Regions from separate parts of the Homo sapiens genome. Here region 2 is linked to region 1. A link is an interaction called in ENCODE POLR2A ChIA-PET data of the cell type or tissue named here. Cell type or tissue: Panc1. All regions are shown on one strand. Links, peaks and the distances in the headings refer to the core of each region. The heading gives the core; the rest is flanking DNA. Region 1 overlaps STYXL1 (serine/threonine/tyrosine interacting like 1). Region 2 has its middle 76 kb from the start of SRRM3.

Region 1 (11,304 bases), core at 2,165-10,164:
GGCTGGTCTTGAATTCCTGGGATCAAGTGATCCTCCTGCCTAGGCCTCCCCAAGTGCTGAGATTGCAGGCATGAGTCACTATGCATGGCCCTGAGATCTTTTATAGTGCTCTTGCATCTTGCAATTCTTTCTGCAAGTGTCTGCATTCCATGCTAGACTATAACCTTCATGAAGGCAGGTTTTGTTTACCACAGTTATTTCCAGTGCCTGGGACATAGTAGGTGCTCAGTAATTATTTGCTAAATAAGCAAATGAACTGGCAGCTGTTTTACAGCCCATGTGGTATGTATATGGCTCAGATAACGTTGTATTCAAGATTTTATTCTCTGCCCACATTTCACTACACATTTTTTTTTTTTTTTGAGATGGAGTCTTATTCTGTAGCCCAGGCTGGAGTGCAGTGGTGCAATCTTGGCTCACTTCAACCTCCGCCTCCCGGGTTCAAGTGATTCTCCTGCCTCAGCCTCCCAAGTAGCTGGGATTACAGGTGCCTGCCACCATTCCCAGGTAATTTTTGTATTTTTAGTAGAGATGGGGTTTCACCATGTTGGCCAGGCTGGTCTCAAACTCCTGACCTCAGGTGATCCACCTACCTCGGCCTCCCAAAGTGTTGGGATTACAGGCGTGAGCTACTGCGCCCAGCCAACTATACATTTTTGAAGCCCTCCTGATCACTTCCTTGGTTACTCTCATCTTTGTTTGAAGTTCAATATATTACTTTTTTTTTTTTTTTTTTTTTTTTTTTGGAGACAGAGTCTCACTCTGTCCCCCAGGCTGGAGTGCAATGGCATGATTCCGGCTCACTGCAACCTCTGCCTCCCAGGTTCAAGTGATTCTTTTGCCTCAGTCTCCCGAGTAGCTGGGATTACAGGTGTGCACCACCATGCCTGGCTAATTATTATTATTATTATTATTTTAGACAGAGTCTCGCTCTGTCACCCAGGCTGGAGTGCAATGGCATGATTTCAGCTCACTGCAGCCTCCGCCTCCTGGGTTCAAGCGACTCTCCTACCTCAGCCCCCTGAGTAGCTGGGACTATAGATGTGCACCACCATGCCTGACTAATTTTTGTATTTTTAGCAGAAACAGGGTTTCACCATGTTGGCCAGGCTTCTCTTGAACTCCTGACCTTAGGTGATCCACCTGCCTCGGCCTCCTAAAGTGCTGGGATTACAGGTGTGAGCCACCACTCTTGGCCAATTTTTTTTTTTTTTTTTTTTTTTTTTAGTAGAGATGGGGTCTTGCCATTGTTGGCCGGGCTGGTCTTGAACTCCTGGCCTCAAGTGATCCACCCGCCTCGGCCTCCCAAAGTCCTGGGATTACAGGCGTGAGCCACCACGCCTGGCTAGATATGTTGTATTTAAGATTTTATTCTCCTCTGCGCACTATATTTCACTATACAGTTTTGAAGCATTCCTGATCATTTACATGATTACTGTCATCTTTGCTTGAAGGTATGTTAAAAAAGAGTTTAATTCATTATATTACTTTGTGGTCATTCATCTAAAATAGAGTTATGTTACCCTTGTGTGTTATTGATTCTTCCCAGCAGGATGCCTGGTTTGCTTTTATGTGAACCAACAGAGCTTTACAACATCCTGAATCAGGCCACAAAACTCTCCAGATTAACAGACCCCAACTATCTCTGTTTATTGGGTAAGTACTTGGAAAAAAGCGGAGGAGGTCAAACACAGTGTCCTTCAAACATTATTTTTGATGAGTTAACAAACTTTTGGCGGGGTGGGGGGCAGTGAATGACTTTAGAACAGGGATCCCTGGGCTGGGTGTGGTGGCACACGCCTGTAATCCCAGCACTTGGGAAGGCCAAGGTGGGCGAATCACTTGAAGCCAGGAGATCAAGACCAGCCAGGCCAACAGGGCAAAACCCCATCTCTACTAAAAATACAAAAAAATTAGCTGCAGTGGTGCATGCCTGTAATCCCAGCTACTCAGGAGGCTGAGGCATGAGAATTGCTTGAACCTGGAAGGTGGAGGTTGGAGTGAGCCGAGATTTGGGCCACTGCATTCCAGCCTGGGTGACAGAGTGAGACCCTGTCTCAAAAAAGAAAAAAAAAAATAAAAAAGAAGTCCGCAACCCCCAACCCCCAGTACCAGTCTGTGGTCTGTTAGGAACCAGGCAGCACAGCAGGAGGTGAGCAGCAGGTGAGCAGGTGAAGCAGAAGCTTCATCTGTATTTACAGCCACTCCCCATCGCTTGCATTACCGCCTGAGCTCCACCTGCTGTCAGATCAGCAGCAGCATTAGATTCTCACAGGAGCGCAAACCCTACTGTGAAGTGTGCATTCAAGGGATCTAAGTTGCGCTCTCCTTGTGAGAATCTAATGCCTGATGATCTGTCACTATCTCCTGTCACCCCCAGAAGGGACCGTCTAGTCACAGGAAAACAAGTTCAGGGTTTCCACTGATTCTACATGATGGTAGAATTATTTCATTATATATTACAATGTAATAATAATAGAAATGCACAAAAAATGTAATGGGCTTGAGTCATCCCCAAACCATCCCCGCCCCCCAGCCCACTGCCCTGTTCCGTGGAAAAATTGTCTTCCATGAAACCAGTCCCTGGTGCCAAAAAGATTGGGGATCGCTGCTTTAGAAAGCTGTTAAGAGGCCAGGTGTGGTGGCTTGTGCCTGTAATCCCAGTGTTTTGGGAGGCCGAGGTGGGCGGATCAACTGAGGTCAGGAGTTTGAGACCAGCCTGGCCAACATGGTGAAACCCCGTCTCTACTAAAAATACAAAAATTAGCCGGGTGTGGTGGCATGTGCCTGTGGTCCCAGCTACTAGGGAGGCTGAGGCAGGAAAATCGCTTGAACCCAGGAGACGGAGATTGCAGTGAGCCGAGATCATGCCACTGCACTCCAACCTGGATGGGGATTTAGTGTGAGCTCACTTCAAATTTGATTTCTTCCTTCCCCTTACCATTTTTATTTATTTATGAGACAGAATCTTGTTCTGTTGCCCAGGCTGGAGTGCAATGGTGTGATCTTGGCTTGCTGCAACCTCAGCCTCCAGATTTAAGTGATTCTCCTTCAGCCTCGTGAGTAGCTGGGACTACAGGCGCTGCCACCACGCCCGGCTAATTTTTGTATTTTTAGTAGAGATGGGATTTCGCCGTGTTGGCCAGGCTGGTCTTGAACTCCTGGCTCAAGTGATCCACCTGCCTCGGCCTTCCAAAGTGCTGGGGTTACAGGTGCATGCCACCGCGCCCAGCCCCACATCTCAAGTTTTAAACTGACAATGACTATCCCTTAACTGCCAAACAAATAGACGTTGATGACGACGTAGGTCCTCTGAGTAGTTTGGTCGTATGTTCCTTTGCAAATTCAGTTCTTAAATACGTTTCCTTTCCAGATGTCCGTTCCAAATGGGAGTATGACGAAAGCCATGTGATCACTGCCCTTCGAGTGAAGAAGGTACATGGGCAGCGTCAGGATCTGGGGCAGGCTGGCTACCTTGCAGTGGGGTGGGGAAGAGTGGGAAGTTTCACCCTCAATCCAGCGGGCAGCAGAAGCAGGACTGTTTTCTATGTGCCCACCGTGGTGGTCTTCCACACCTCTCACCCTCACACATTTTCTCAGGTGTCCTCCCATCCCCCAAGAATGGTCAACAACTCCATTAGACAAATACTGATTTAATTTTTGAGACCGGGTCTCGCTCTGTCATCCAGGCTGGAGTGCAGTGGCACAATCATAGCTCACTGCGGCCTTAAACTCCTGGGCTTGGCTGGGCATGGTGGTTCATGCCTGCAGTCCCAGCACTTTGTGAGGCTGAGACGGGCAGATCACCTGAGGTCAGGAGTTCAAGACCAGACTGGCCAACATGGTGAAACCCCATCTCTATTAAAAATACAAAAATTAGCCAGGTGTGGTGGCTTACGCCTGAGTCCCAGCTACTCAGGAGGCTGAGACATGAGAATCGCTTGGACCTGGGAGGCGGAGTTTGTAGTGAGCTGAGATCACGCCACTGTACTCTAGCCTGGGCAACAGAGTGAGTGTTGGTCTAAAAAATATATATATATCTCCTGGGCTCGAGCAATCCTACGCCGCTCAGCCTCCAGAGTAGCTGAGACTACAATGGGGAATGCCACCAGGCCTGGCTAATTTTTGTATTTTTTATAGAAATGGGGTTGCACTGTGTTGCCCAGGCTGCTCTTGAACTCCTGGACTCAAGCCATCCTCCTGCCTTAGCCTCCCAAAGCGCTGGGATTACACATGTGAGCCGCCTAAGCCTGGCCAAATATTGATTTAATTCCTTGATATGCCAGGTATTGTTCCAGACCCTGGGGATACAACAGAATACAACAGCCTGAGTTCATTGTCCCTGCCGTTGTGGAGCTTTCTTTTTTTGTTGTTTTTAATTATTTTTTCTGTTTTTATGTGTTGTTTTTATATATTTTTTTCATTTTTATCTTTATTTTTGGAGCTTTATGTTGTAAATTTTTAGGGACAGGGTCTTGCTCTGTCACCCGGGCAGGGGTGCAGTGGCACAATCATGGCTTGAACTCCTGGGTTCAATCAACCCTCCTATCTCAGCCTCCTGAGTAGCTGGGACTGCAGACTTGTGCCAACATGCTAATTTTTTTTTTTTAAAGACAGGATCTTATTATGTTGCCCAGGCTGTCATGGACCTTCTCTTCTATTTAGCAAACAGACAATAAACCCTAGAGATAATTGGCTATAATCCAAAGATGGAAGCATCTCCCTTTTTTCCTTCCCATCCCCTCCCCTCTTCCATTCCCCTCCTGTCCCCTCTTCCCTTCCCCATCCTGAGGAGTGGACAGAGCCCTGCACACAGTCACCATGTCCCCTACTGCAGCGAAACCTTTTCCCCACGCCTCCAGGGTGTCTTCTCCCTCATGATTGTGAAGCCTGGCAGCCTTTGCCCAGGACCCGTCTCTCCCCTCTGCAGTCCTGATCAAATTCTCTGCCCTGAACTTGGAGGTTCTCTTTGACTTTCCTGGTTTCTTTTCTTTATTCTTTTTTTTTTTCTTTTGAGACAGAATCTCTCCCTGTCACCCAGGCTGGAGTGCAGTGGCACAATTTCGGCTCACTGCAACCTCTGCCTCCCAGGTTCAAATGATTCTCCTGCCTCAGCCTCCAGCCTGTAGCTGGGATTACAGGCGTGCGCCACCACACCTGGCTAATTTTTTCTTATCTTTTTTTGTATCTTTAGTAGAGACAGGGTTTCACCATGTTGGCCAGGCTGGTCTGGAACTCCTGACCTCGTTATCTGCCTGTCTTAGCCACCCAAAGTGCTGGGATTGCAGGCGTGAGCCTGGCCTCCTGGTTTATTTTCTATCTCTTTGGTTCACCTTCATTTTCTCCTTCTGCCACCTGAATGTAACTGCTGGTCTGTCCTTGATCTCCACATCTGTCAGGGTACTTTCTTGCCAGAGATTTCACTGGAGCTTACAGCTGCAATGACATATCCACATGCAATTAGCATTCCTGGCAAGTTTACATCTAAAATTTTGGGCGGGGCATGGAGGCTTACTCCTGTAATCCTAGCACTTTGGTTGGCCGAAGCAGGAGGATTGCTTGAGTCCAGGAGTTCAAGACCAGCCTGGGCAACATAGCAAGACCCCTGTCTCTACAAAAAAATTGAAAAATTAACTCAGTGTGGTGGGGCACCTCTGTAGTACCAGCTACTTGGGAGGCCGAGATGGGAGGATCACTTGAGTCCAGGAGGCTGATTGCACCACTGCACTCCAGCCTGGGCGACAGAGCAAGACCCTGTCTCAAAAGTAATAAAATAAAACTTTGTCTTCTAAAATTCCCCTTTCCTCCCCATTCCCGCTGTACTTTTCCACACCCTGTCTCTGCTGCTTTTTTTTTTTTTTTTTTTTTTTTTTTTTTTTTTTTTGGAGACAGAGTCTTGCTCTGTCCTCCAGGCTGGAGTGCAGTGGTGCAATCTCAGCTCGCTGCACGCTCCACCTCCCGGGTTAACGCCATTATCCTGCCTCAGCCTCCCGAGTAGCTGGGACTATAGGCGCCCGCCACCATGCCTGGCTAATTTTTTGTATTCGTAGTAGAGACGGGGTTTCACCGTGTTAGCCAGGATGCTCTCGATCTTCTGATCTCATGATCCGCCCACCTCAGCCTCCCAAAGTGCTGGAATTACAGGCGTGAGCCACCGCGCCCGGCCTCTGTGCTGCTTTTTCTGCACATAACTCAATAACTCAGCAGGGAGCATGGGCAGGCTGTATTTTTCCAGGATATTTCCCCGTACAAATCCATCATTATTGTCTTTTTGTCTTTTTGTGTTTTTGAGACAGAATCTTGCTCTGTCTGTCTGCCCGGTGCAGTGGTACAATCTCAGCTCACTGCAACCTCCATCTCCCAAGTTCAAGGGATTCTCCTGCCTCAGCCTCCCTCGTAGCTGGGGTTACAGGCACCCGCCACCACACCTGGCTAATTTTTATATTTTTAGTAGAGATGGAGTTTCGCCATGTTGGCCAGGCTGGTCTTGAACTCCTGACCTCAGGTGATCCACCCGCCTTGACCTTCCAAAGTGCTGGGATTACAGGCATGAGCCACCACACCAGGCCCATAATCTTACTCTTAATCCCCATTGCAGGCCTTTTGCTGCAACCGATTCAGAGCCCCTCATGATGTATGGGCCTCTATTCCCACTCAGCTCTCAAGTCTGTGCATTTCTTTGATTCTGGCAGCACCTCCTGCTCTGGGCCTCTGCCCCTCAGCGTCTCCAATTCAGACTGATAGCTTTTTTTTTTTAATTTTTATTTTTATTTTTTGAGACAAAGTCTTGCTCTTGTCGCCCAGGCTGGAGTGCAGTGGCGCACTCTTGGCTCTTGCCTTCCCTCTCTAGCTTCCCAGTTAGCAGATTGAGGCCTTCAGGGCATTCCCAGCCCTAGCAGGACAGAAAGGCTCCCAGCCCCACCCCCCTCCCGCCCGTGTTCTCAGCCTTCTTAGATCTGACCACCTCTGTCTCCAGCCTCATTCCCAGTACACTTCCACTCTCACCTGACACCTTAGCAGCACTGTGCTGCCATGTTTCCTTCTATGATGCACATGTATCCCATACTGTAACTTTTTTTTGAAAACAGAATATGTCGTACTGTTGAATTTTTTTTTTTTTTTTTTTTTGAGACAGAGTCTCACTCTGTCGCCCAGGCTGGAGTGCAGTGGTACGATCTTGGCTCACTGCAACCTCCGCTTCCCAGGTTCAGGCAATTCTTCTGCCTCAGTCTCCCAAGTAGCTGGGACTACAGGCGCATACCACCACACCTGGCTAATTTTTGCATTTTTAGTAGAGATGGAGTTTCACCATATTGGTCAGGCTGGTCTCAAACTCCTGACCTTGTGATCCGCCTGCCTTGGCCTCCCAAAGTGCTGGGATTACAAGTGTGAGCCACCGCACCTGGCCAATTTGTATGGCTTTTTTTTGTTTTGTTTTTTTTGTTTTGTTGTTTTGTTTTGAGACAGGGTCTCACTCTCTCGCTTAGGCTGGAGTGCAATGGCACCATCACAGCTCACTGCAGCCTTAAACTCCCAGGATCAAGCAGTCCTCCCACCTTACCCTTCCCAGTAGCTGGGACCATAGGTGTGCACCACCACACCCAGCTAACTTGTATTTTTTGTAGAGATGGGGTCTCGCTATGTTACCCAGGCTGGTCTTGAACGCCTGGGCTCAAGCAGTCCTCCCTCCTCAGCCTCCCATAGTGCTGGGATGACAGGCATGAGCCACCAGGCCTGGCCTGATTTGTACTTTTAATATGGTAGTGTCTTTTTCCCTAAAAGTGGGTGTGGTGAATATCGGTTGTTTTTCTGCCCAACACCTCCCCCTTTTTGAGGGGAACGTCTCCTCTCTCTGCTCAAACCATGGGTTTCTAGTGGTGCTCTCTAAAGTAATATTCTGGCCAGGCACGGTGGCTTAAGTCTGTAATCCCAACACTTTGGGAGGCCGAGGTGGGGAGTTTGCTTGAGCTCAAGAGTTTGAGACGAGCCTGGACAACACAGTGGGACCTGAGAAGGCATCTGTTTACTGCCTTCTTTTTAAGTGGTGGTGGTGTTCTTGTTGTTTTGAGACAGTTTCACTCTGTTGCCCAGGCTTGAGTGCAGTGACGCGATCTCGGCTCACTGCAACCTCTGCCTCCCGGGTTCAAGCCATTCTCCTGCCTCAGCCTCTTTGGTAGCTGGTACTATAGGCGTGTGCCACCACACCTGGCTAATTTTTGTATTTTTAGTAGAGATGAGGTTTCACCATGTTGGCCAGGCTGATCTCGAACTGACCTCAGGTGATCCGCCCACCTTGGCCTCCCAAAGTGCTGGGATTACAGACATGAGCCTCCGCGCCCGGCCTTGTTGGTTTGAGACAAGTCTTGCTGTCACCCAGGCTGGAGCGCAGTGATGCAATCATAGCTCACTGCAGCCTCCACCTCCCAGACTCAAGTGATCCTCTCACCTCAGACTCCCGAGTAGCTGGGACTACATGTGCACCCTCCCACACCCGGCTTTTTTTGTCTCTACAAATATATCTATATATATAGATATAAATATATAAATTAGCCAAGTATGGTGGTGCATGCCCGTGGTCCCAGCTACTCAGGAGGCTGAAGTGCGAAGATCATTTGAGCCCAGGAATTCAAGGCTGCAGTGAGCGGTGACTGCACCACTGCAGTCCAGCCTGGGCAACAGAGTGAGACCCTGTCTCTAAAATAAAATAATATCCAGAACGCTGGCCACAGTGATTGGTCCTGGGTCTGGGATGAAAGCTGAGCCAATCAGAATTGGAATTAGAAGAAAGGTGTCTCTGTCCAGCCTGGTGGTGGAATTGGGAAGATGGGAGTCTGAGCATTGCTGGGGTTCGTGACTTAAGCCTCTGGAGGAAGCTGTCTGAGAAGGGGAAGTCAGTGTGGAGGGGTGGAGTGGGAAGCAGAGAGGAAGAGAGCCCGAAGGAAGTCTGGGCTTTAGGGTCTCTGGGTCCTAAAGCCAGCTGCTTTAGGTTTGGAAACCGGCTGCATCTTTGCCTTACCCTGGAGTGTTACCTGCCAGTAAGTCCCTCTTTTGTGCACACTCCTGGTTAAATTGTTAGTACATCTTATGATCCATGAGGTTTTTTGTTTGTTTGTTTGTTTTGTTTTGTTTTTGTTTTATTTTTGTTTTTTTGGGACATAGTCTCACTCTGTTACCCAGGCTGGAGTGCAGTGGTGCAATCATAGCTCACTGCAGCTTTGAACTCCAGGGCTCAAGCGATCCTCCCACCTCAGCCTCCCAGGTAGCTGGGATTATAGGCATGAGCCACCATGGCCAGCCACATTTGATCTTCTAGTCTATCTCATTCCTTCTGCTCACTCATGACTTCTGCTTCTACACACTGTCTACTTACTGTCCTTTTTTGGGGTGTTTTTTGTCTTGTTGTTGTTGTTTTGGGACAGGGTCTTGCTCTGTCACCCAGACTGGAGTGCAGTGACACAATCGCAGCTCACTGCAGCCTCCGCCTCCTGGGCTCAAGTGATCCGTCCACTTCAGCCTCCTGAGTAGTAGGGACTACAGGCGCATGCCACTATGCCTGGCATTTTTGTATTTTTTTTTTTTTCATAGAGTCGGGGATCTTGCTGTTGTCCAGGCTGGTCTGGAACTCCTGGCCTCAAGCAATCCTCCTGCCTTGGCCTCCTGAAGTGCTGGGATTACAGGTGCAAACCACTGCATCCAGTCTGGTATTTCTGGATTCAATCTCCACTGCCAAACACTCTCCCCATGAGAAAGGATATCACTAATTCAATTGACCATGGTTTCTCTGACACCAGGGTACCTAATAGGCTGTGGATCAGTCAGCAGACCAGCTGTTCTTTGGTCAGGCACTTCTCTCTGGTCCAGTCAGCTGTGGTCAGCTTTTCTCAGAAGGGAACACAGTTGTGGAGGATCCTTGGGATTTAACAGACTCTCCATCCACTGTCTCAGTGCTTCTGGGCCTGTGTGTATAGTCAGGGGAGAGAGTGCGGTCTTAGCTCCTCCCAGTGCTGCTATGCAGGGAGTCTCTGCTCAACCGAACCTGCCCACCAACAGGCCTCTCTTGTGTGTGTGTGTTTTTTTTTTTAAGAAAAATAATGAATATCTTCTCCCGGAGTCTGTGGACCTGGAGTGTGTGAAGTACTGCGTGGTGTATGATAACAACAGCAGCACCCTGGAGATACTCTTAAAAGATGATGATGATGATTCAGACTCTGATGGTGATGGCAAAGGTGGGTTTTATGCAACAGCAGCAAGAATAATAGTTAACGGCTATTGAACAAATTTGTTATAGGACCAACAGGTTCATATGCCCATGGCACGGGAACAGGCCAATGACACTGAGACAGCAGGGTTTGCGTCAGAAAAAGAGCTTCATGATCACTGGATACCGAGCAAGGAGATGGGAGGAGGCCCTCAAATACATTTCCCCAAGGAGTTTGGAATGGGGTTTTTAAGGGGATTGGGGAGGGTGAGGGACTGGAAAGTTGGGGTCATTGATTGGTTGAGGAAAGGGGGATGAAATAATCAGGACGTGGAAACTGCGTTCTTTGGTGAGTCAGCTCCTGTGGGGCCCGTCAGACCAGCTGATGTCAGTGGTTTCATCAGTACGCGGGACCTGAAAGAATATCTCAAAGGGAAAACAGTGTTCCATGATGTTCAAGTTGTCACCTACAGAGCAGTTAAGGGGAACTATATTCTTGGCCGGGCGCGGTGGCTCATGCCTGTAATCCCAGCACTTTGGGAGGCCGAGGCGGGCGGATCACAAGGTCAGGAGATTGAGACCATCTTGGCTAACACGGTGAAACTCCGTCTCTACTAAATACACAAAAAATTAGCCGGGCATGGTGGCAGGCGCCTGTAGTCCCTGCTAGCTACTTGGGAGGCTGAGGCAGGAGAATGGCGTGAACCCAGGAGGCAGAGCTTGCAGTGAGCGGAGATCACGCCACTGCACTCCAGCCTGGGCGACAGAGCGAGACTCCTTCTCAAAAAAAAAAAAAAATTCTTGTAACAGGGTCTTATGTGATTCTAGGACAATACACATCAAACAGCTGTGAGCAAGCAGGTTGGAGAGCAAGCAAGGTGACTTAGTGATGAATGCTGAATGTGCTGCAAGCTTGCTTTATTTTCATTTGTTCCCCTCCCTTCTTTGCTGATTTCACAAAGTTTATGGGGACAGTTCCATGTGTGCCATGCACCAGGAACCAAGGGCTTTACTTGGATCTGCAGAACAGCTTACAAGGACGCTAACTAACATCAAGAGCTGTGAGGAAGCCAGGCCCAGTGACTCATACCTGTAGTCCCAGCACT
Region 2 (11,304 bases), core at 1,481-9,480, 100 kb before region 1:
TCAACCTTTAATGAACAGCTTTCAATAGTTTCTTCATTTTGTGTATGTCTTAACTTCTGATTATATTCTTTGGGTTGTGTTAGTTCTCAAATTTAGACAATAAGCTCCTTGGAGTGGAAGAATGGAGATAGGCATATTTCCCGGTGAAGATTAAATGAGCTAATAAATATGATGTACCCAGTGCAGGGCTTGCAAATGGCACTCATCAAGCATTATTTCCCTTGTTCTTTTAATATATTCAGCGTGGCATGTAGCTCAGTGATAAAACACAGTAGTAGAAATCTGTTGACTTGTATACATAGTCCTTGCATTATAGAAATTTAACTTTTCCTTAAAAATTAGATTAGTCAAAGGCAGTTTATATTATCTGGAAATACAGTGATGTTAAAAATTAAATAATGAGCCAGGCGCAGTGGCTCATGCCTGTAATCCTAGCACTTTGGGAGGCTGAGGCGGGAGGATCACTTGAGGTCAGGAGTTTGAGACCAGCCTGACCAACATGGTGAAACCCCATCTCTACTAAAAATATTTAAAAAGTTAGCCAGGCGTGGTGGTGCGCACTTGTTATCTCAGCTACTCAGGAGACTGAGGCAGGAGAATTGCTTGAACCCAGGTGTTGGAGGTTGCAGTGAGCCGAGATCGTGCCACTGCACTCCAGCCTGGGTGACAGGGTGAGACTCTGTCTCAAAAAAAAAAAAAAAAAATTAAATGATGGGATGGCTAGTGAGCATAGGAACTAATAAAATGCCATGAATAATGTTAATTCTTTGCCAGAGCATTTTGGAAATTCTAAAACTGCTTCAACAGAAGAAAGTCAAATGGAATTCTGCCAAATCTTCTTGGTAGTTTTTTTGTTTTTTTCATCCAGTCAGCCAATATTTGTTGAGTGACTATTTTGCTGGCATCTGTGGTGAACTCAGAGAATTAGAAATTACACATTGCTTTCAGTGACTGTGGTCAATCAAAGAGAAAATTTTAGCCCAGAACATGAATGATCTCCTCAGGGTTTCCACTGCATGCCTGATGCTGTCAGTAGCAGATCCTGTTTCAAAAACAGTAGAGGGCACTAGGCACCAACTGCCTCAGCTTCCTCCCCTTGCCACATAAAAATGTACTAATACCTTTATATTAACTTCTTGTCTGTTCCAGAGAAAGAGGTGTCCTGATTCCATCCTCAGACTTAGCACCTCCACCTGTGATTTTTGTTTCTATTTCTTACTGCTTTTAATTGTGACCCTGCTAAATCTCTTGGAAAGCTTGTAAAAGCAGTGATTGCTGGACCTTACCCTTAGAGTCTCTGATTTTAGTAATTTGGGAGTAAGACTAGAGAATCTGCATTTCTAACAAGTTGCCTGGTGATGCTGCTGCTGCTGTCTGGGGAATCACACTTGGAGAACCACTGTCTTATAGATAGTGCTTGGTTTTTTGTTTTGTTTTGTTTTGAGACAGGGTCTTGCTCTGTCACCCCAGCTGGAGTATAGTGGTGCAGTCTCAACTCACTGCATCCTCTGCTTCCTTGGCTCAAGTGATCCTCCTGCTTCAGCCTCCCAAGTAGCTAGGACTACAGGAGCATGCCACCATGCCCAGCTAATTTTTGTATTTTATGTAGAGACAGGGTTTCACCATGTTGCCTAGGCTGGTCTCAAACTCCTGAGCTCAAGTGATTCAGCCGCCTTGGCCTCCCAGCGTGTTGGGATTAAGGGCGTGAGCCCCCGCACCCGGCCTGTGTTTGTTATTTATTACAGATGGTTCACATGCAGCTAATCCGAAGCCAAATTTATTGCTTTTATTTATTATTCTCCCCATTCTGAACATTTTCCTCCTAACCCTTCTCGTGAGTCAGTTAATGGCGTCATTCTTTACCAAGTTAGCTAAAAAACCTTGGTTTCACTCTTGATTTCTCTTTAACCTCCCTTGGCACCTACAATTTGACCAAGTTCTGTTTGTTCCAACTTAGAAAAGTCTTTTGAATTTTACCTTTTCTACTCCTCTTTTCCAGGTATTTATTTTCTTTTACTTAAACCTTTATAATATACTCTTAATTCCTGTCCATGTCTCTGGTTTCTCTATCCTTCAAGTTGTTCTTACAGCTACCTGCATGATCTTTCTAAAGCACAGATCTGACAACAATAACTTTTTGGATTTACAGTCTTTCTTGCTTCCCCACCGCATGATGAAATCCAGAATAGGCTTAGCAATGGGCTTAGCAATCAAGATTCCCTACCCTCTGGTGCCTTCCTGTGTAGCCAGCATCACAGTTCATCACACGCCAGTGCTCTGGCTACATTCAGCTTGTTGTGAAGCAAACCACAGGCTTGCACATTCGTAGTTCCTTCTTCCTGGAATGTCCTTTCACGTAGAATCCTAATCATCCTTATCAGTCAGGCGTGGTGGTGTGTGCCTGTAGTCCCAATAACTTGGGAGGCTGAGGGATGAGAATTGCTTGAACTTGGAAGGCAGAGGTTGTAGTGAGCTGAGATCGTGCCATTACACTCCAGGCTGGGTGATGGAGTGACACACTGTCTCAAAAAAAAAAAAAAAAAAAAACAGAAACAAAAAAAGGATCCTGTTTGTCCTTTAAGACTCACCCCAAACAGCACCGTTGTAAAGCCTCATCAGACTCCTCCAGCAGATTGCGTTGTTCTTTTCTGTGTTCTCACAGCACTCAATTTTTACTCTCTGATGTAGCAGCTGTCCCATTATATAGCAGTTGTTTACTTACCTTTTTGTTTGTTCCAACCTTGAGCTTGTTAGGGAAAAGGACTAGACTTTCTTTATTTCACTGAGCTTGTTGGGGAAAAGGACTAGACTTGGTTTCTTTCATGTAACCCTAGAGCAGTTGCTGAATGAGCATGAGAAGATCCCATTTGAAATCTGTAGTGCATGAAGAGCAGTCCATCCTGTAGCTATGTGAGACCTCAGACTGATTTTGCATATTTAGTCTCTAGTTCTAAAATCTTTAGATCCTCCTGAATAAATGGAGTAATAACCTTCAGATACAGAGAAATCTTGGAGAATATCTAGATCATTCTAATCCTCTCTTGAATTGCAGACTCCAGTGGGAGGAAGAGGCCTTTGCCAGCAGTCAGAGCAGCCAAGGGGCCCAATCCCTCACATTCTCCAAGTTTGAAGGAAAGAAAACCAACGAGAAGACCCACGAGGTTACCACAGTGAAGAAATCTTCAGTGCGTCTTCCAGGGTCGGATCAAAGAAGGGTAATGTTCTGATACTCTTTTTTTTCTTCTCTGCCTGAGTGAGACACAGAGTAGATCCAAAATGCTTATAGGCTCAGCTTTGTAATTTCTGTCAACTTTTTGAGAACATCAGCTCAGATTTGAGACTGAAATTGGGTTTGAGGGTCAGACAATATATGAAACCCATACTCTCTTTGGTCAAAAGACATTGTGTTTTAGAGAAATTTGTTTACTCTGTAGGAGGAGTCAAGAGAATTGAAATAGGTAGTTTTGTTTATGAAATTCATGCCTATCCAAGTGACTGTCTCTTTGGATGTTTTGTTTTTTGTGCATTTGTGGATCTTGGTTTGTTCTGTGGCATAATACCCTCACTGTTCATAGCTTGTCAGAAATGGTGATTTCTAGGCTTGAAAGTCATCTGAGAGAGAGATTTTCTGCCCGAGAGCTTATTTGAGAGACAGCTTGTGTCTTGGGGAAGTGTATTGAGAGCATATAGGAAAAAGCCCACGTTGGGCTCTTGGGGGGATGAAAGTGAGCCATAGTAGCTGTTTTCCAGTGCATGGGTTTGTATGTAGGTGATCATATTCACCCGGCTTCTTAAAGTGCCATATAACCAGCAAGAAGATTGTCACGTAAGTCACAGGTGTTCTACAATTGAGCAGACAAGCCAGTTGAAATGGCCCAACATGAAGCAAGAAAGAATCTTTGTCGTTAGGCCTTGGTCTCCGAAAATTTATGTTGGTACTCAGAGTTATGCAGTCAATGTGAAATAATGAGGGAGACTGGGAACCGACACTGATGCTGTCAGAAGACCTGTTTTCTGGGAGCCCCCTCTCTTGCTCCCCAGTTCCTACCCTGGGGTAATTGTAATGAGTTCTCCCCTGGAGGCAGGGGAATGAATAATAAGACAGTGTTACCCCTTAAGACCCTTGCCAATCTTCTAGGTTTTGTGACTTTTGCTGTTTCCTTTTGTTTTATTATAAGGAAATAAAAGGAAATATTGCTTACCAAAAACACACTTCTCCTTAAGACATGGATACCAGATGCAGTGGCTCATGCCTATAATCTCAGCACTTTGGGAGGCCACGATGAATGGATCACCTGAGCTTGGGAGTTTGAGACCAGCCTGGGCAACATGGTGAAACCCCATGTCTACAAAAAATACAAAAATTATCCGGAACCACCTGCATGATTACATGATTAATTTGGTTGTTTCTTGGTTGGCTGCCAGTTGTAGCTATTTTGTCTCTACTAAAAAGGGGAAAAAAATTAGCACCTGCCAGAGATTAAATAAGTATGTATTCGGCTCATGATTTATTTATTAGGAGGTGAAATTTCCAGGTGGTTAGTAAGGTGACTTTGGAGTCACTCCTGGTTTGAGTCCTAGCTTTGTCATTTACCACCTTTGTGACCCTGGGCGGACTAACAACTCCAAGTCTTGTCCACACTGAGGGACAGTAATACCTATCAGAGATATGTGATGAGGATTCAATGAGTTGACATATGTAAAGAGCTTAGCATAGTGCCCGACACACACGTTAGATCTCCAGTAAGTGTTAGCTTTTTTAAAATGCAAGTTATTCTTCTGATAGAATAATCTTGCAGGGAGCTAAAGGCCATTTATTATTAAGATCCTTCATTTCTATTTAGCTTAAAGTCTGTTTCTTGATGATACGTAGTGAAATGATAAGTATTTATAACAGATGAAATAGTAAAAAAATTATAAAATTATCAGCTCGAATAGCCTCATTTTGCAGATGACAATATGAAAGTCCATAAATGTTAACTGATTTACCCAAGGTTGCACAATCTGTTTGTGTATGAGAACTCAGGTCTCCTAACTCCTGGGTCAATATTTTTCCATTATATTCCTTTATTCAATGTGTATACTTCAGAAACCCAGGTTATTTAATGTGTATAATAAATAGTAAATATATATATATATAATTAAGTTTCTGTTACTTAAGTACGTAATTGTCATTTATATTCGCTGACTCCCCTTGGTGATTTTAAAAACCTATGTCCCAAAAGCCTCTGTACAGTGTGCATGATACTATGGAAAGAAGATTTACAATTTAGTGCAGAGTCTGTACTTTAAAAAGAAACAATTCTGGAGCTGGGTGCAGTGGCTTCTACCTACCTGTAATCCCAGCTACTTGGAAGACTAAGGTAGAAGGGTTACATGAGCCTAGGAGTTAGTGGCTCCAGTGAGCTGTGATTGTGCCATTGTATTCCAGCCTGGGCAGCAGAGTGAGACACCATCTCTAAAAAAATTAATTAATTAAAAAAAGAAACAATCCAAGTGACTTTTATTTTAAAAATATGTATGCAGAACGGTTTTTACCTTTGTTCTTGTTTCCCCCCGCCCCCCATCTTTTCGAATGGTAGATTTGTACTTTCTATTTTTTGTTCTTTAGTTGCTTTTTGTCAGTAGAAAGCTTTTGGGGATAAAGACCTTAAAGCATTTAAAAATTTATGTTAGAAAAGAAGATTCCATTATGTCTTTGTTTCACAGATCACTTAATATAACTTAGCCAGGTAAATTTTGCATTTCACACTGATTACTTGTTTGGCCATTGTGTTTGGATAAGGTTAGCCTAAGTGCAGTTTTAATGTATTGGGCCTAGACTAGAAACAGACTTTTTGGATTCTGTATTCTTTATCTTCTTTAGTCCATGATGCCCTTGCTCTTGGTATTTTACTTGTTTCTATTAGTAGCATAAAGGAAAGCTTTTACGCCATACATAGCAGCTTGGAAGCAGACAAAATACAAATAAACTTCTATGGAATTTGAAGACTATTTTCACATTCTTTTAGAGTTGGATACGCCTTCAGAGAAAGTAAATCTTGACTGTGAAGACTCAGTTAAAGTGTTTTAGTCTCCACAGTCTGGGTGAGTGAGGAAGTCATAGTGGTTGGCCAAGCTGAGATACTTGCTTATACATTCCAAAGTGCCCTTTTCTTTCAGAACTCCTGTAATCTTGTCATCACAAGTAGAATCTTGTGTACCTCTTTCACAAATGGATCTGAAGACAGTAATCCTACAAAGCATATCTTTTCTTTTTTAGAGTTAAAATACCAATACCACCCAGACCTTAGACTCTAAACACTTTATTCGTTAAAGTGAACCAGGGCTTCTTAGAGAAATGACTGATTCTGGGGCTGGGGCAGGGAAAAAAAGGCCCCTTCAATATTTCGAGGACATTTCAGAAGATCTAGAAGCCAGCTTGGAGGGGTTTCCACTGGCCAAGTCTGGGATAATTTGAGTGTCAAAATAAATAAGGACAATAAGGCCAGGCACAGTGGCTCACAACTGTCATCCCAGCACTTTGGGAGGCCGAGGTGGGCAGATCACCTAAGGTCAGGAGTTCCAGGCCAGCCTGGCCAACATGGCGCAACCCCGTCTCTACTAAAAATACCAAATTAGTCAGGTATGGAGGTACGTGCCTGTAATCCCAGCTACTTGGGAGGCAGAGTCAGGAGAATCGCTTGAACCCGGGAGGTGGAGGTTGCAGTGAGCTGAGATTGTGCCACTGCACTCCAGCCTGGGCAACAAAGTGAGACTCCGTCTTAAAAAAAATAAAATAAAGTGAAGAAATCAATAAATAAGGACCATAAATGAACAAAATCATAATCCATGTGTTAATTTAACTAGTAAAATAGAGAAATACGGCCGGCACAGGGGCTCATGCCTGTAATCCTAGTACTTTGGGAGGCCGAGGCAGGCGGATCACCTTAGGTTGGGAGTTCAAGACCAGCCTGACCAACATGGAGAAACCTGTCTCTACTAAAAAAATACAAAATTAGCTGGGCGTGGTGGCACATGCCTGCAATCCCAGCTACTGGGAGTCTGAGGCAGGAGACTCGCTTGAACCCGGGATGCAGAGGTTGGGGTGAGCCGAGATCATGCCATTGCACTCCAGCTGGGGCAACGAGCAAGACTCCGTCTCAAAAAAAAAAATAATAATAATAATAAAATAGAGAGGTTATAGTCATGTTAGTAGTAAAAATTGATTCAGGTAAAGTTTATCTGGGTGCTAAATCTGGGATGAGGGGAGCGAGTTTCCTAGGAAACAAGTTATGAACATGATCTCAAATTCACTGCCTATGAATTATTTATGTATTTATTTATTTTTCTTTTTTTCCTTTTTTTGTGGAGACGGGAGGTGGGTCTTGCTATGTTGCCCAGGCTGGTCTTGGCCTCAAGTGATCCCACCACTGCAGCCTCAAAGTGCTGGGATTACAGGCGTGAGCCACCATGCCCAGCCAGATTATTCATTAATTATAAATGGAGAAATGGTAACTATAAAATGGGGATGTATGGGGCAAGGATAGATGTTACGTGCTTCCAGACATGACACTTTGAGAACACAACATCATTTATGAAATATCTAAGCTGAAAATTTTTAACAACCTGAATCCAGTCATGAGGACACCCAATCTAAATGACATTCAACAAGATACCTGGCCTGTGTTCTTCAGAAATGTCATGCCGAGAGAAACAAAGGCTGGGAAAATTGTGAACTGCTCATTGTGAACAATTGAGAAAATTGGAATATGGATTTTCAATTGAGTAAAAGTATTGTATCAATGTAAATTTTCCTGAATTTGGTAACTATCCTGTAAGGTACATAAAACAATGGCTTAATCCCTTTGCATTGCTACAGAAGAATACCTGAGGCTGGATCACTTACAAAGGAAAGAGGTTCATTTGGCTCATGGTTCTGCAGGCTGTGGAAGAAGCATGGAGACGGCCAGGTGCAGAGGCTCATGCCCCTAATCCCAACAGTTTGGGAGGCCAAGACGGGCAAATAACTTGAGGCCAGGAGTTGGAGACCAGCCTGGCCAACATGGCAAAACCCTGTCTCTGTTGAAAATACAAAAATTGGCCAGGCATAGTGGCCCATGCCTATAATCCCAGCTACTTGGGAGGCTGAGGCAGGGGTATCACTTGAACCTGGAAGGCAGAGGTTGCAGTGAGCCGAGATTGCGCTGGTGTACTCCCGCCTGGGCTGCAGAGTGTGAGACTCCTTCTCCAAAAAAAAAAAAAAAAAAGAGAGAGAGAGAGAAAGATTGGGCAATGGAAGGCTTGATAATCATGGTCTACTTGCTATTCCTGAAATACAAGCTTTGTTTCTGTATTAAAAACATAAAGTGCAGCCTGGTCCAGTGGCTCATGCTTGTAATCCCAGCATTTTGGAGACTGAAGCAGGAGGATTGCTTGATCCCAAGAGTTCAAGACCAGCCTGGGTAACAGTGAGATCCCATCTCTTAAAAATAATGATAGTAATTAGCCCGGCTAGTGCCTGTAGCCCCATCTATTCTGGAGGCTGAGGTCGGAGGATCATTTGAGCCTGGGAGGTTGAGGCTGCAGTGAGCTGCGATCATGCCACTGTACTCCAGCCTGGGTGACAGAGCGAGACCCTGATTAAAAACAAAAACAAAAAAAAAAAAAAACGCAAGGTGACTTTAAGTTGAAGAGCAAGCACTTGCCATTTGAGCCCTAGGCAAAACTATAAACTGTAATGTGGGTGAGGTTGTTCTTTTCCCTGTTTCCTTCTTCTTCACTTCTTTCACCTTACACACTGAATCCCTATTGGCTGTTCAAACATAACTCACCTCCTCCCTGTGTACCAAACACTTGAACTGTCTCTCACTTTCCCCTCTCTAATCCAAACTTCTGGCCTCTTAGTAGGGGTTGATTTTTAGCAAGCTTAGAGAAAAACAACAAAGTGTTGATTTTAGTAACTTGTATGATCTTAAGTAGCTAATAGAATTAATCTTCATTTACATTTTAAAAGGAGTTTTTTTTCTTTTTTAAGCAAAAGTGTCTCTTTGGAAAAGTATGTGTGGGAGGGAAGCATGTTATAAGCAAAGCAATAAAGGAAATGAGTAGGGTTTTCCTGTCTTTGACTGGTGTACAGACCTCTAAAGTCAGAGGGATTGGTGTTATTCTAAGAGTCTTCAGTCCTCTCTTTGGCTTACTGAGGTAGTTGTAGCATAATCAACAGCTCAGGCTTTGGATTTAAGCGCACAGACCTGGGTTCAAATTCCAGTCTTTATAAGTGACTGCAACATTATTCAAGTTACTTAACATATTCAAGCCCCAGCTTCCTCATTTGTAAATATCATAAGTGTACTACCTGATAGACTTGTGAGGATTATACAAAATAGCATTGTAAAAGTACCTAGTGCATAACAGGCATTACCTATATGTAAGTTTATGCTACCATTATTATTTTGTCAGATGGAATATGTATTATGTTTTTATTGGGTTGAGTGTTCTATCAATGTCAGGTAGGTCAAGTTGGTTGATAACATCATTCAAGTTTTCTGTCTTTACTGACTTTTTAAAAATCACCTCTCTGTCAATTACTAAGCGAGGAGTATTGAAATCTCCAAATATCATTGTGAATTTGTTTCTCCTTTCAGTTCTATCAAATTTTGTTTTATGTGTTTTGAAGCAGTGTTATTAGTATATACAAATTTAGGATTGCTGGGTTTTCTTGAAGAATTAACCCCTTTTTTATGATGAGATACCTCTCTGTGTTCTTGATAATATGGTCCATGTTCTTAAGTTTACTTTGTCTAACATTGGTATAACCACTTAAGCTCTATTTCATTGTTTCAGAGTATCCTCTTCCTTTCATTAGTTTTTAACATATTTGTATCTTTATATTTAAAGTAAATTTCTTACAGACAACATGAAGTGAGGTCTTGTTTTTTAATCTAATCTGATAATCTCTGACATTTAATCAGACTGTTTATAGCACTTATATTTAATGTGATTTTTGATAAGGGAAGTTTTACTCCTGTCATCTTGCTTTTTGTGTTTATCTCATCTTGTTTTAGTTCCATTTCTCCTCTTTTTTTGCCTTCTTTATGACCACACCTTTATCTCCACTATCAGCTTGTTAGCTACACCTCTTTGTTCTGTTTGTTTGGTTTTGTTTGGTTTTTGTTACTGGTTGTTCTGGGGTTTACAGAATACGTCTTTAACTTACCTTCAAATAATATTTATACCACTTTACAGAAAAAAATTTTTTTAATAATAGTATTATACGACTTTACATATAAGAATCTTAAACAAGATTCTTATATTTCTTCCTCCTGTCCTTTGTGCTGTGGTTCTACATGTTACTTGGTGGTTCTTTCATCTTGGGTAGTTTCCTCATATGCATGTGCAGTACTCAGCCACACTCAAGGGAACCCTCTGCAGATACCTGGAGCTTTTTCTGTGTAGCCCTCTCCCCTCCGTAGTGTTTGCATGATATTTTGCCATGCAAATTCTGGTCACATCGGCCTCCCTGAACTCCAAATGCTGTCTCCTCAATTCAGCAAGTCAGCTAGGCTCTGTTTGAGTGGCCTCTCCCTGTGCCATGACTTTAAAACTCTCCCAGCAGTGAGCTGGGACACTCTAGGACAGACTGTATTTGTTTCCCTTCTTTCAGGAGTTAATCTGCTGTTTGCTTGTCATCCAATGTCTGAAAACCTTTTGTTCATATATTTGTCTCACCCTTCAGTTGTTAAGATAGTAGGGTAAACCTGATGCCATCAGAGTATTCCATCATGACTAGAAGCGGAATTATCAGACAGAGAAGGATTTTTGATAAAGAATTTTTTCCTAATCATACAGATGTCAGCACAGTCTTTGGTTTTTTATTTACATAAAAGAATTTTAGAAAAGATGTTGCCCTTTTTGTTTTGAATTAGATTGTACCTGATTTATTTATGTGCTTAAAAAAAATAGGTAGTATATCCAAATGACTCAAACGTAACAGGTATGGTTAGAAGTTTCCTTTCTACTTTGTCTCTCGCCCATCTAGTTCCTAAGTACCACTGCTATTGTTCCCCTACTTTTTTTTTTTTTTTTTTGAGACAGAGTCTCACTCTGTCGCCCAGGCTGGAGTGCAGTGGCACGATCTCGGCACACTGCAAGCTCTGCCTCCTGGGTTCACGCAGTGGCTCCTGCCTCAGCCTCCCGAGTAGCTGGGACCACAGGTGCCTGCCACGACACCCAGCTAATTTTTTGTATGTTTAATACAGACGGGGTTTCACCGTGTTAGCCAGGATGGTCTTGATCTCCTGACCTCGTGATCCGCCCGCCTCA

What was found. Peaks named below come from ENCODE experiments on the same cell type or tissue, not always from the same donor. Only the 100,000 strongest peaks of a DNase experiment are listed, where the experiment ranks them.
Region 2: POLR2A ChIA-PET joins it to region 1 with 10 read pairs; 4 of 35 experiments call an interaction of 5 or more read pairs at or near these places.

Annotation. Positions count from the first base shown.
Region 1 is chr7:76,020,773-76,032,076 of GRCh38, reverse strand. STYXL1 (serine/threonine/tyrosine interacting like 1) reads left to right here. Exons shown (of 9, transcript NM_001317785.2): 2 at 1,550-1,656; 3 at 3,374-3,435; 4 at 10,085-10,226. The coding sequence starts at 1,554. Among named protein-coding and RNA genes, the nearest start is that of STYXL1, 22 kb to the left of the region's middle. In Panc1, for the core only: no CTCF peak of the experiment used is centred there; no DNase peak of the experiment used is centred there.
Region 2 is chr7:76,120,531-76,131,834 of GRCh38, reverse strand. No RefSeq gene overlaps it. Among named protein-coding and RNA genes, the nearest start is that of SRRM3, 76 kb to the left of the region's middle. RefSeq lists enhancers at 10,767-11,266, 11,267-11,304. In Panc1, for the core only: no CTCF peak of the experiment used is centred there; no DNase peak of the experiment used is centred there; H3K27ac peaks cover 736 bases.